Linked DNA regions of Homo sapiens: region 1 is linked to region 2. A link is a contact called in ENCODE Hi-C or POLR2A ChIA-PET data. All regions are on one chromosome and are shown on one strand. The core of a region is the stretch at or near the end of the contact, and the rest is flanking DNA. Distances in the headings are between cores, read along the strand shown. Region 1 has its middle 24 kb from the start of IL22. Region 2 has its middle 30 kb from the start of LINC02384.

What was found. A loop is a pair of places that touch in the nucleus more often than their neighbours do. ChIA-PET counts read pairs that join two places held with the same protein, here RNA polymerase II (POLR2A). Pooled maps may share reads with other maps.
Region 1: a pooled map shows a loop between it and region 2 (6-fold over the local background). The contact joins two enhancer-like sites. A Hi-C loop is called at or near these places in 5 of 50 pooled maps. POLR2A ChIA-PET finds 5 or more read pairs at or near these places in 2 of 52 experiments (Panc1 and activated B cell).

What each region holds. Positions count from the first base shown.
Region 1 is chr12:68,274,875-68,281,301 of GRCh38, forward strand. No RefSeq gene overlaps it. Among named protein-coding and RNA genes, the nearest start is that of IL22, 24 kb to the left of the region's middle. Within about 2 kb of position 2,802, at least 2 of the 41 ENCODE cell types and tissues checked have a DNase peak (open chromatin) inside an H3K27ac peak, as active enhancers do.
Region 2 is chr12:68,478,197-68,484,522 of GRCh38, forward strand. No RefSeq gene overlaps it. Among named protein-coding and RNA genes, the nearest start is that of LINC02384, 30 kb to the left of the region's middle. Within about 2 kb of position 3,540, at least 7 of the 41 ENCODE cell types and tissues checked have a DNase peak (open chromatin) inside an H3K27ac peak, as active enhancers do.

The DNA.
Region 1 (6,427 bases), core at 1,552-4,051, 200 kb before region 2:
ACAACCATGGGGCCAGATCTAAGGAGTAGCCATGGGAGCAGAAAGGAAGAGAGTGAGCTGAGAGACGTTAAGGAGATAGAGTCAACCACCTGGGAGCTAGAGGGAGTAGGGAAGGAATCAGAGAAGTGAAGAAGGATTCTCCATGATCTGGCTTACCTACTTGGGTGATACCATTTATTAAATTGGGACTCTTCAAGGAAGAACACATCAATGAGGTAGTAAGCGTAGTTTGGGATTTTTTTCTTTTTTTTGAGACAGAGTTTTGGTTTTGTTGCCCAGGCTGGAGTACAGTGGCGCGATCTCGGCTCACTGCAACCTCCACCTCCCGGGTTCAAGTGATTCTCCTGCCTTAGCCTCCTGAGTAGCTGGGATTACAGGCGCGTGCCACCACACCCAGATAATTTTTTGTATTTTTAGTAGAGATGGGGTTTCATCATGTTGGCCAGGATGGTCTCGAACTCCTAGTTTGGGATTTTTAGTTGGGGCCAGGAATATGGAATACACATATACAGCAGTTAGATATACATGTCTGGAGTCCTTTCTAGGAGAGAAGGGGGTAGTCTTGGAGAATTCACAGGATGAGAAGAGCAATGGGACCAAGAGGGCGTCCCAAGGAATGCCAACATTTAAGGAACAGTACGGAAAGAGAAGTTGGATTTAAAAATACGTTGATTTTCATTATTCATGGCAGTTACATTCTCTGAAGCCACTGTGAACCCTGAATTAGAAAATGCTGAACCATTTCTTTTAGGGGAAATACAGGGTTAGGTTCCTGCAAGCCTCTGGTCACGATGTTTTCACCAACTTATCAGTGGTAACCTTGTTTTATGTGTGTTTCTGTTTAAAAATAACATATTTAATCTACATTGTCAATTTATTAATGTTGAACTCATGCCCGAACAAAGTTTATCTAACACTTATTTTCTTCATAAGGCATAGTATAGCTTTCTTGTGCTTGTAAACACTAAACAGCACTTCAGTACTAGGCCTGGGGCTATTTTAAACAGTAAAGTCATCAACAAAAAGCACAAATATGTGAAAATGCACACTGAATAGGCCGCAATAAGGAAACTTCTTAATAGGATGGGAACTGAAACGGGAAAGCAAAGCATCACCTTGGTCAGCCTCAGCTGAGAGCATGCCCATCGGGAAGCTCAAATTTTGTGCTCCTCTGCACATGTTTGTGAGTGACCTCAAAAACCCTATCAGGATCACTTTTGGAGTTACAAATAAATTTTAGCATAGGCAAATTTGCAAAAACAGACTCCATAAATAATAAAGGTTGACTACATATTTATTCAGGGAAAGGAATGGTCATTCTTGAGAGAAATCAGTGCTGAAAGAGACAATCAGTCTAAGAAGAAAACAAATAATAGTGTTACATTCCACCTAGAGCTTAAGTAAAATGCAGACTAGAAGAATCCATTGGATGTTGTGAATAGAAGGTTAATTGCTGGCATTTGTTAGAGGACTTTCGTGGGAGGGTTTGAAGCAAGAGTTCAGTTGCTGAGTTGGAGAATAATTGCGGGGTAAAGAAATGGAGGGAGAAGATGCACTTGTTTTCGGATGTTTTGTGGCGCTATTCAGAGGGGAATACATTCAACATTGAAATGAAAGCTCTGTGAGGATAGGGGTTTTCTTCTCCTACATTCATTGCTGCTTTCTTAGTACCTAGAACAGTTCCTAGAACATAGCAGGTACTCAACACATACTATTACCAATAGGCCTGATCTGACAGAGCTAGGAGGGGCTTTTAAAATCATATTCCCAACACTTTACAATGAAAACTGAAACCAACGAGGTTGAGCAATTTGTCTGTAGCCACACAGCTAGCTAGTGGCAAAACTATGCTAGAAACCCAAGGCTCCTCACTTTTACTTCAGTGTACTTTTTTTATTTGCGATGGGACCAAAGACGAGATAAATGGAAATGGAGCAAAAATATGTTGCCTCATCATTACAACAGCAATTGCCACATATGGACAGGCTGGATAGGCTTCCAAAGTGAAGAAAACGAAATGAAAAGCCATGTGTATACTGTGACCCCATTTTTGAAAAATAAGAATAATCTGACCTGGTGCTGTGGCTCATGCCTATAATCCCAGCACTTTGGGAGGCTAAGGCAGGTGGATTACCTAAGGTCAGGAGGTCGAGACCAGCCTGGCCAACATAGTGAAACTCCGTCATTACTAAAAATACAAAAATTAGCCAGTCATGGTGGCGGGTGCCTGTAATCCCAGCTACTCAGGAGGCTGAGGCAGGAGAATTGCTTGAACCCAGGAGGTGGAGGCTGCAGTGACCCAAGATAGCGCCACTGCACTCCAGCCTGGACAAGAGAACCAGATTGTCAAAAAGAAAGAAAGAAAGAAAGAAAGAAGGAAAGAAAGAAAGAAAGAAAGAAAGAAAGAAAGAAAGAAAGAAAGAAAGAAAGAAAGAAAGAAAGGAAAGAAAGAAAGAAAGAAAGAAAGAAAGAAAGAAAGAAAGAAAGAAAGAAAGAAAGAAAGAAAGAAAGGAAAGAAAGAAAGAAAGAAAAAGAAGAAGAAGAATCTAGCTGGCATACCTATTGAAAAAAATTGAGGATCACTAGACTACTAAAGTGGTTTTCTCTGCAGGTAGAATTACGAGGCACCTTCACTTTTTACAATACATATTTCTTCAGTGTTTAAAATTTATTTAATGTATATATTACTTCTATTGAGAAAAATAAATTTTAAAAACACTTTAAGAGTTTATAGAGAAAATTCTATTACTGTTAGAACTGGATTGTACAATGTTGCCTAAGTAGGAAATTAGCAGATCTTTGGCCAACATGTAGAACAAGTTTTGTGAGGTCGCCTGCCACACCCCGGAACAGCCATGGAAGCTTCCTTCAAACATCAGAGCAATCTGGAAGGAGAATAAGAGAAGATACAATTGCTACTGTAAAGTAAGAGAAAGAGAAGGTGATGGGAAGAAAGAGAGAGACATTCCCACTGTGAGAGGTTGAGGTGTGCTAAAAACAAACCGCAGAGAATCGAGGGATTAATAACAAAGGCTCCTACTGAGAAAGAAAATGACTCAGAGATTTGTAGTATCAAGAATAGAGGGTTTCCTGCCCACTCCTACTCCCACCTCCTTGCTCAGCTCACAGTCACCCAAGCACGCACACACAGCTCTGCCATGCTCCTGTGTGCAGTTTGCAAGGTATTAAACCCTCAGAGCCAACTCCATCAGGGCTGCTTGAGGATTCATGGAAATAGTTAAGCCAGCAGCAGGCTCATAATAAGTTATTATCATGGTAGTTGAATGAAAAGGCAAGCTCAGTTTGTATACACCTTAGGGAAAGTCACAGATGTAGTTCATGCTACATATACATTTTCTCTTAATTAAACATTGTTCTATAGCATTATTGGAAGTGCAAATCATTGAGTGTACAATTGTCCTGCTTGAAGACAATCCAGAGAGCTTCTCACACAGTGGCTATGTTTTTTGAGAACATAGTTTAGGGGGAAAAAAGATGGTTTAGGGGGCTTGTTAGCCAAGTTCAGAGCTCTAAATTCATAGCACATTTTTTAAAGTCAGTGAGCAAAAAGTTTAGAACTCCAAGACAGGCATCAAGCATAACGCTTTCAATTTAGATGCCACTTGGTAGCAATTAGACATTCCCAGCATTGGTTTCTCAGTGCTCCTCCAATGCGGCTCCTTCCCTGGAATCATTTCAAGCATCCAAGTAGGACAGGAGGCCTCCACCCCTCTCATTCCCAAACTCACATGCTCCTCATGCCTCCTGGCAAATTAGGGGGTGAAAAGGAGCATCGTGTATCATCCAGCTCCAAGCACGTAAGGGCCAACTGCTGCTTCCCTTGCAAGGTGATTTGTGATAGAAATGCCTAGTCCTACTATATATTGATGTGCAAAAATGTGAAACTTTTATACTCAAGATAACTGACAGGGGCCACTCTCTTTCTCATTGAAAGCACTAAAGGATTTTCTCTCTTCCCTAAAAGAAATATCACAAGGCCCCAAATATTATTGAGGCTATAAAGACTTAATAATTAAAGCAGAGTGGTACTGCTAAATGAATTCACAAATAGACCAATGGAAAAGATGCAGAGTCAGAATTATAAGCAAATGCCTATGGGGATTTGGTATATGACAAAGGCAGCATCCCAAATCAGTCATGATGATTTTTAAATAGAACAATGGTGGGGCGATTGGGTAGTCAGGAGCAAAAGGACAAAGTTAGATCCATAACTAACGTAATACTCATCAGAATAAACTCCAAATAATTCAAAGATTTAAAGATGAGGGGGAAAGGAATTGTCAAAATATGATAAAATGCAGGCAAATCCCTTTGTAACATCAGTGTAGGGAAGGCCTTTCTAACTATGGCTGAAAATCCAGAGATCATGAGAGAGTAATGATGCTTAACTACATAAACAAACAAAGGCCCTCTGAAGGCAAAAGAGTAGTAATAATAATAACACACCAAGGCAAAGTCAAAAGATAAGTGGCAAACCAGCAAAAATATTTGTAACTCATCTCAGGCATAGACTCCCCTACACATATTTTTCACAGAAAGGAAATATACCCTTAAACATATGAAAATACTCTCAACCTCAGTCATGAAAAAAAACAACTATTAAGTCAGAACTGCTCTAGGAAACCATTTCTCGCCTATCAGATTGGCAAAAATCCAGTGTGACAACACACTCTATTGGCAGGGCAGTGGAGGGGACTCTTATCTAATGCTAGTGGGAGAGTCCTGTGAAGGACAATTTGGCAATAACCATGTAAAGCGCATTTACTCTTCGACCCAGCAATCCCACTTCTGGGAGTTTATCCTACAGATACCACTGCATAAGCAAATTCATTGCAATGTTTTTTGTAATTACAAGACTGCAAACAACCTAAACGCCCATTCATGGAGGCTGGTTAGATACGCTGTGGGACAGGTACACAAGGAATACTATGCAGATGTAAACAGTAAAAAGTGCATGTTCTCTATGTATTATTAAAATACTTAGAGTAAAAAAGGTGAGGACAGAGTGCAGCTTTTGTGTAAAAAAAAAAAGAATAAACAGGTATTTATATTTGCATTTAAAAAGGATGAGATGAATATGCAAGAAACTAATAAAAATGCTTACTAATTTAGAGGGAGAATCAGGGTGAATGGGGACAAGGGTAGAAATAAAATATGTTTTTATATGTAATTGCTTTATATTGTTTTGATTTTGAACTATATATGTATATATTATTTATTGAATTAATGAATTTAAATTTTAAGGAACTATAATGTTGGCATAGAGTAAGATATAAAGACCAAAAAATACCCCATGCTTTTGCCTCCTCCTTTCGTTGTAACAAGTAAATCACATCCTCAGGTAAGGATTTGTCCAAGCCTTGCAGAACTATGCTTTCCTAGGGACATTTATTGAGTCACTCTTTTTCCCACTGAAGGAAGGTTTATTACATGACAGATGGACAGGAGCCTCTACTTACAGAATGACACAGGAATAGGAGCTCTATCGGCTCAGACACAGGAATGAGATCACAGGCAGACTTCATATTTGAAGGGAAGGCAGGACATGAGAGCACTGGTGTGTGGTTGGAGATAAACTGCCATTATAATCCCTCACCCAAGACGGGGAATCTGGAATATACTGTGCAGGAGAGCTGAACAAAGCAGGACTCTACAGTCAAGGGGCTGCAGCTTGCAGATTCAGTCTGCCTGTGTATGGGCTACATTTTCTATGAGAAGCAATATACCATGGTGCTCAAGACCAGCAACATACCTGGTCTCCAAGGCCAGTTAGGCATGGCTTGCAGCCCCAACTACACCATTTATGAAGGATATGGACTTGGCGAAGTTACTCAGTTTCTGTAAACCTCAGTTTCCTCATCTGTAAAATACAGGTAATAATAGGCAAAAGTACATAAGATTATCCTCATTCAGGCATTTGGTACAATGTCTGACACATAGTAAGTGCCCAGTAAATAGAAACCATTCATGTGATTTGGCCTGTACTAAAGGGAGCCTGTTCTCTATCTCATCAAGGCTGCACATCATTGCAAGGTTTTGTTGTTGTTTGTTTGTTTGTTTGTTTGTTTGTTTGAGATGGGGCCTCACCATGTTGCCCAGGCTGGTCTCAAACTCCTGGGCTCGAGCAATCCTCTTGCCTTGGCGTCCTGTTGCATTTTGAAGGAGGGATATCGGATACTTGCACTATCTCCCTTTTATTTTATTTTCCATTTCAACTCATATTTTAAGTTAAACAGTAAAACCCCCATTTTCACAGCTCCTGATGGAGCCATGTGAGTGAAGGTGTGCATGTGAGTGAGGCTAGTCTCCCAAGAGAACCTACTCTTCATATGCAAACCTGGAGGGGGACCCCGCACAGCAGGAAACAGGCCACTTAGAGCAATTTAATCCCGTGTGAAAGAAAATC
Region 2 (6,326 bases), core at 2,290-4,789:
AGTATTGAAAATACATCTGGAAACATTATCCTACCCTGGTACCCAACGCTGGAGTGCCTCACCTGGACTACTACATGTAGCGTTAGCTCTTATATCTCAAGAAATATCCAAATAAAAGCAAGTATAAAGATCCAGAAAATGGAGAGGACTGCCAGAATAAAGAGCAGGACATTTCAGGCTGGAGTGACAGAAGATGAAGAATATGATCAAACTCTAGAAAATCAAAATGCTGTGATCAAGCCCAAGGTGAACTTCTATACCAAATCCAGGATCAAAAAAAAAAAAAAAATGGAGAGGAACCCCTTAAAACTTGAAAGGTTGTGTGGTGGATGGAAAATGCATGGCCTATAAGATAGGCACAATTGAGTCTAAACCCAAGATCTGGCTGCATGTATGACCTTGGACAAGCTACCAAATGACTACGAACTAGTACCTGTATGTAAAATTCTGATAAGGTGCCTGCATCACAAGTTTGTTATGAAGACAGTGCACATACCAAGCACACAGCAAACATTTTTTCTCTTTCTGTGGTGAGAAAAATATTGGGATAAATAAAAGGAAGTTCTAAACCAGAAGGCAAGCTTAGGCAAGTTTTGTTATAGGATGGGGAAAGAATCAGGTGAATTAACAGAGGCAGAAAATATATATTATCTTATATTCTTTCTGCATTTTACAATCTTCAAACTGTTTTCACTGATGTAATCTCCTTTGACCTTCACAAACTATCTTGTGAAGTAAGAAAGGTAAGTAAAATGAAACCCATTTTACAGATGAGGAAACTGAGGATGGGGATTTTTTTAAGTCCCCTAAAACAGGTTCCATGATTTTTCCACCAATCCAGAGGGCCTCTTCATAGAATTCAAGTCACTTCTCAGAAAAGCTTAGTCACTTAGGAGAGAGCCTCTGTGGGTGATTAGCAAAGATGTCTGAGGAGTTAGTATGTAAGTAGAGTCAAGAACCACCAAGCTTTCTCAGCACACCTCTTAGGCCTGTTATGAAAAGATTCAACTGGATGAGCCCTGGGTCTGACTCTCTGGAGCAAGTCTCTCAGTCCTCTGCTTGCTTTCCTTAACTGGGCATGAATGCAGTCTATCAGTGAGGCGTGCCCATGGCGATTTTCTTTCTGCCTCTGGTTTTTGAAAAGCATCTAGTTATGCATTCCCGAGGGTGGAGGGCAGACTGGGGAATCCTGGGTCTTCAGTCACAATAATGCCAGTTACCAGAAACAGCTAAACCAAATTTATAACATATGTTTCCATAGCCTCAAATATCCACCATTTGTCCCATGACCTTCTCTCTTTAAACAAATGCCAAACAAGGAGATTCAATTATTCAGTCAGTCTAAAAGGAATTGGTTTATGCTGAAATCCAGTGCTGAGTTTATATAATTTTACACAATGGGTCACACTGAAAGCTTTATGCAAGCTTGTAGCTGCAGCTAAGAAAGATTCCTAGCTTTCTTTATAGCTGAATTATTATCTAGGTAGAATCAATCCTCAAAGGAGAAAGCTAATTACATCACACCAGTTTTTGAAATGAAAAACGACAGAGAAATAACATTCATTCATCCATTCAATAAATATTTATTGTGTTCCTTTGAAGTGGCAGGCACCATACAAGGTATTAGAAATACAAAATGGAAAAGAAATAGTTCTTGGTCTCAGGAGTTCAGGGCTTTGTGTACAGATAGACACTGAACAGTCTGAGTCATTTAAAACACAATGTGATAAATATTATAATGGAAATAATTACAAGGTGCAGTGGGAATCCAGGCTGCATAATTCCTAAGTGTTACTAGGAGAAATCACTTCAGCAATAAGGATGACCAACTCAACCTAATTTTCCTGGGACTTTCCTTATTTTACCACTGATGCTCCCATGCCTGGGAAATCCCTCAGCAAACCAGGATGGTTGGTCATCCTACCTGCAATGCTAAACAAACAAATAAAAGTTATGTTTCTGTCTGCAAAAGACCACGTTCATTCCCAGAGGCACATGGGATCAGAATGACTTCATTAGAATGAGAATTCAGTAGCTGATGGAAAAAACGGATCTTTCATGGCTCTGCCAGACACAAAGGAAGAGTCAGCCTGATGTGTTAGAGAGAAGCTGTACATGGTTTCCCTGCCCTTGCCTAGAGTCTTGGGATAGCTATTTAACCTCTATGAGAATTTGTCTGTTTATCGGTAAAATTACACTAAATATTGTAGTAGTCAGAATAAGTCAGGTTATGCTGCTGAATCTTACTGGCTATAAAATTAAGTTTATTTGCATTACAGTTCAGCTGGAGTGTGCTGCTCATCTCACTCTAGGAGCTCAGCAGACAGAGCAGCCACCATCTCAAAGATTGTCTGTCCCCAGGGCACAGGGAAAAAAAAAAAAACATTCTTCCTGCCTCAGGTAATGGTTTTCTTTTCATCCACCAGCAATCCCTAAACCAACACCACATGGTGGTAGGCTTTTTTGTTGCAGCAGCATAACCTGGCCTATTCTGACTGATGGGGATAACTTAAAGTGTAGATGTGAGACTTAGAGGAAGTAAGAGAGTGAAGACTGCTTGGTAAACCCCTTAAGGGCTGATATGAATGTTTGAAAACATGCTTGTGAACACTTACCTGTCATCTAAGATTATTCATATAAAAACTATCTTGTTTAGGCTGGTTGAGGTGGCTCATGCCTGTAATTCTAGCACTTTGGGAGACTGAGATGGGTGGATTGCTTGAGGCCAGGAGTTCAAGACCGGCCTGTCCAACATGGCAAAACCCCGTCTCTACTAAAAATACAAAAATTAGCTGGATGCAGTGGCAGGTGCCTGTAATCCCAGCTACTCCTGCCAAGGCAGGAGAATCACTTGAACCTGGGAGGCGGAGGTTGCAGTGAGCCAAGTTCGTGTCACTGCACTCCAGCATGGGCAACAGAGGGGGACTCTGTCTCAAAAACAAAACAAAAAAAACCTACCTTGTTTAAAAACCAAGTTAGTGTTGAGGTTAGGGTTAGGCTGCTAAGGAGTCAGCATTCCTGGTTTGACCTTTCTACCAACTAGTTAAGTTTTTCACAAAGAATCACCTTTTCCACTGCTAAAGACTGCAGCCTTGGTCCCACCCAGTTATTCTTCAGACAAATAATGAGCAGCTGATCCCAGGGCCAGAAAGTGCAGTTGGCAAAGTGATGCCCTTCCCTGCTACCGAAAAAACAACCCCACGCTACACCATTCTCATGTTTTTAAAATGGACTTTTAAAAGCCCCTGGATCATTTGGAACATATTTCCCATGAGTTTTAAAACATTTTAACTCTTTTCCCCTCCATTTCATCATGAGCTTCCCGTTGGTGCTAAAGATAGTCATAAACAAACTCTGTGGTCTGTCTCTCAAAAAAGAAACATATGCAAATTCCAATTATCATCACTTTTTTCTGAGAATGGAAGAGCTCTGCTTCCTAGAGTGTAATGTTCATTTGCAAATTGCCTTTTGACAGGCGAAAATGGCACATTTGAACTAATGGCCTCTCCTTTTTAGAAACCATTCAAAAGAATTGGGTCGATAGATGTAACATCTGATTACAGAGTGAGTAGCAAGAAGGGGATTTTACCAGGGATCATTGAGCAAGAGTCTCAACATGGCCGAACTTTTTTTACAACTGAAGTCATCCATTAAACTCTAATGAACATGTGCATAACACATTTCCTGTGTAATCGAGACATCAAAAATTTCTGCCCTTTTAGTTAAGTGAAATGAAATGTTTCTCTTAAGTCTGATGAATAAATAGGTTCTTTTAAAAAAAATCCATAAAAGTTTAATTCTGTTTAGGCAATTCCCATTATGAACTTGCTTAAAAATGAGTTGTCTGTCCTACAGCATTTTATAGTGAATGATTTCCTCCTCTGATGAACACAGCAATTACTTAGCTGCGTTCTTAGATATTAAAGCACATTCTCTAGAGTTCAATTTTGGTTAGTTTCATTCCTGATGACATTGGGAATGAAATTTCAGCATAATCTCATGAGGATCCATGGACAGGAAATTGTCCAACAACAAAACTCCAGGGAGGCAGTAAGAGACCAGCTTGCATCTGAAGTTGAAGATGTTGGATGATAGGAGCCTAGAAATCAGCATAGAGGAAGGGACTCCTGGGGATAGCAGAAGAGTCTCCCAGGCAGCCCTCATCTTGGGAAATAATTACCTTTTCCTACCAAAATCCTTAGTGGGTTATTAAGTCCCTCCTTTGTTCGTGGGCAGAGGGCCTTTACAGACTTCAGGCAGTGGGGATTCTAGAAGAGACGTTTTACAGATGGTATCCTCAGAACTCACTCCAAGTATAGGGGACTACAGAACCACATTGCCTGCACTGCACAAAACAGAAACAGAAAAATAATTCAAATTTCCCAATCCAGGAGCCTAAGATCCCTAAGGTTCCATGAAGAGGTTTAGGGGAATCAGAAACTATACTTAAGATTCTCCCCAAAAAACTCATTCACCTGGAGGTTTTGACTTGTCTGGGGGAGTGTGGGGGTTAAAAAAAAATCAAAGATGACAATTCACACCAAAAAACAAATAACAACACACAAGAAACTCACAGCTGTGTTCAAGTGGGAACGCCAGTACTGTTTTAGGAGGAAAGAGGACAAAGGCAACAAACCAACATCTGCTTGCTTGCTATCTGGTACATCACCAAGGTGACAGCAGCTGGGTACAAATCAACTGCTCTTTCTCTTTTGCTAGCCACAAAGCTGCTCACTGTGGCTAGGCTGAGCTTGTCAGGACACATTCATGTGTGATCTAATACACACTAAACACTTAATAAGCAAATCTGAACACATCTCTAGAAGCCCCATGCAAAGAAAAGACACTCCCAAAGAGAGATCAGTCCCAAGAGCTCAACAATTCAAGATTTTACCAAAAGATACCCTGTTACCTCCTAAATTGCCAATTGCTTCTCAAAATTTTACTGCAAAAGGGAAATCATGACAAGAATTCTTAGGGTGGTGGGGGAGAAAAAGCTACTTTTCCTAGTCATTAGTACAGTGTGCCTTGTTAATTAGGTATCTTTATATACATTAGAAAAAGTACTTTACTTGCATGTTCTCATAAAATGAATTCTGAGTATAGCAGAATCATGTTAGATCTGTTCAGATATAAATTTTTACAGCTATATAAAACAGCCTATGTGTACTTTTTTGCCATTTTTAAACATGATTTTTTCATAAGAAAAATAAAGATTACACTACATGTGATGTATATGTAATGGATTATTATGCCAATAATTTTGGTCTTTAACATACTTCTTATTCATTAGGAGCAGATGGGGGTACCCAAGATTTCATATTAGGACTTTCTGTCCTGAATTTTGATTGAGCAAAATCTGGAAAATGTGAAAGCCTATTTAGATTTTTATATATTCTCTGAAATGTGATTTCCCAAGATTCTTACATTTGACCCTCTTGCAATAATTTTGAATGAGATCTCCCAACTCGCTTCAGAGAATAGTTTTCACAGATATCTTTAGGCCTTCATTAGAAAGTATTTTCCCCCTGTTGGTACATTTGGTGACCTCATTTTGCTGTTTGTTTCAGATTATGAATGCTCACAAGGATGTCTGTAGAATCATTTGCTGAGTCATTTCCTCAAATCATATTCCATTATATCAGTTAACATATAGTTTTAAATGCACATATTACAAATATCTGTAACCAAATCATCTGAAGGCTTCATAAATTTTTAACAAAGTTTGTCCATTTTTAATGAAAGTTACTAGTAATGCTTTACTAAGCAGTGCAATGAATTTTTTATTTTCAATCCTTGTGCCCGATTTTGGAGTTGAGGGGGTTGTTGGTAATAAATGCATGACGTATACTTTAAAAAATATTATCCCCTTACTTGTTGATTCCTTCAATAAGTGTTTCTCAAAGGCCTATGATGTATGAGGTACTCTGCTAGGTCCTGGAATTAATCAGCAAATGAGACAGTCATACTGCCTGACCAAACATGAAGCTCACATCTGGAATTATACAACTACTTTCAAAATTAATTATTTAATTAAAAGTGTGGTAAATGGTGCAAGAGAGAAATATAAGATATTAGAAGAGCACATACCAGGGGATATGACCCTGTCTGAAATTCATGGAAGGCTGCTCTGAGGATGTGCTGTAGAAATGGAGAGCCACGGAAGGATGAGTTAAAGCTAACTAGGCAAAATTGTGAAGAACATTACAGACCTAAAGAACAAGAAATGCCATTGTCAATGAGCTGTTGGTGACAATGGCGGTTTTGTAGAATAGAAAGGGGGGAAAGGTGGGGAAAAGATTGAGAAATCGGATGGTTGCCGTGTC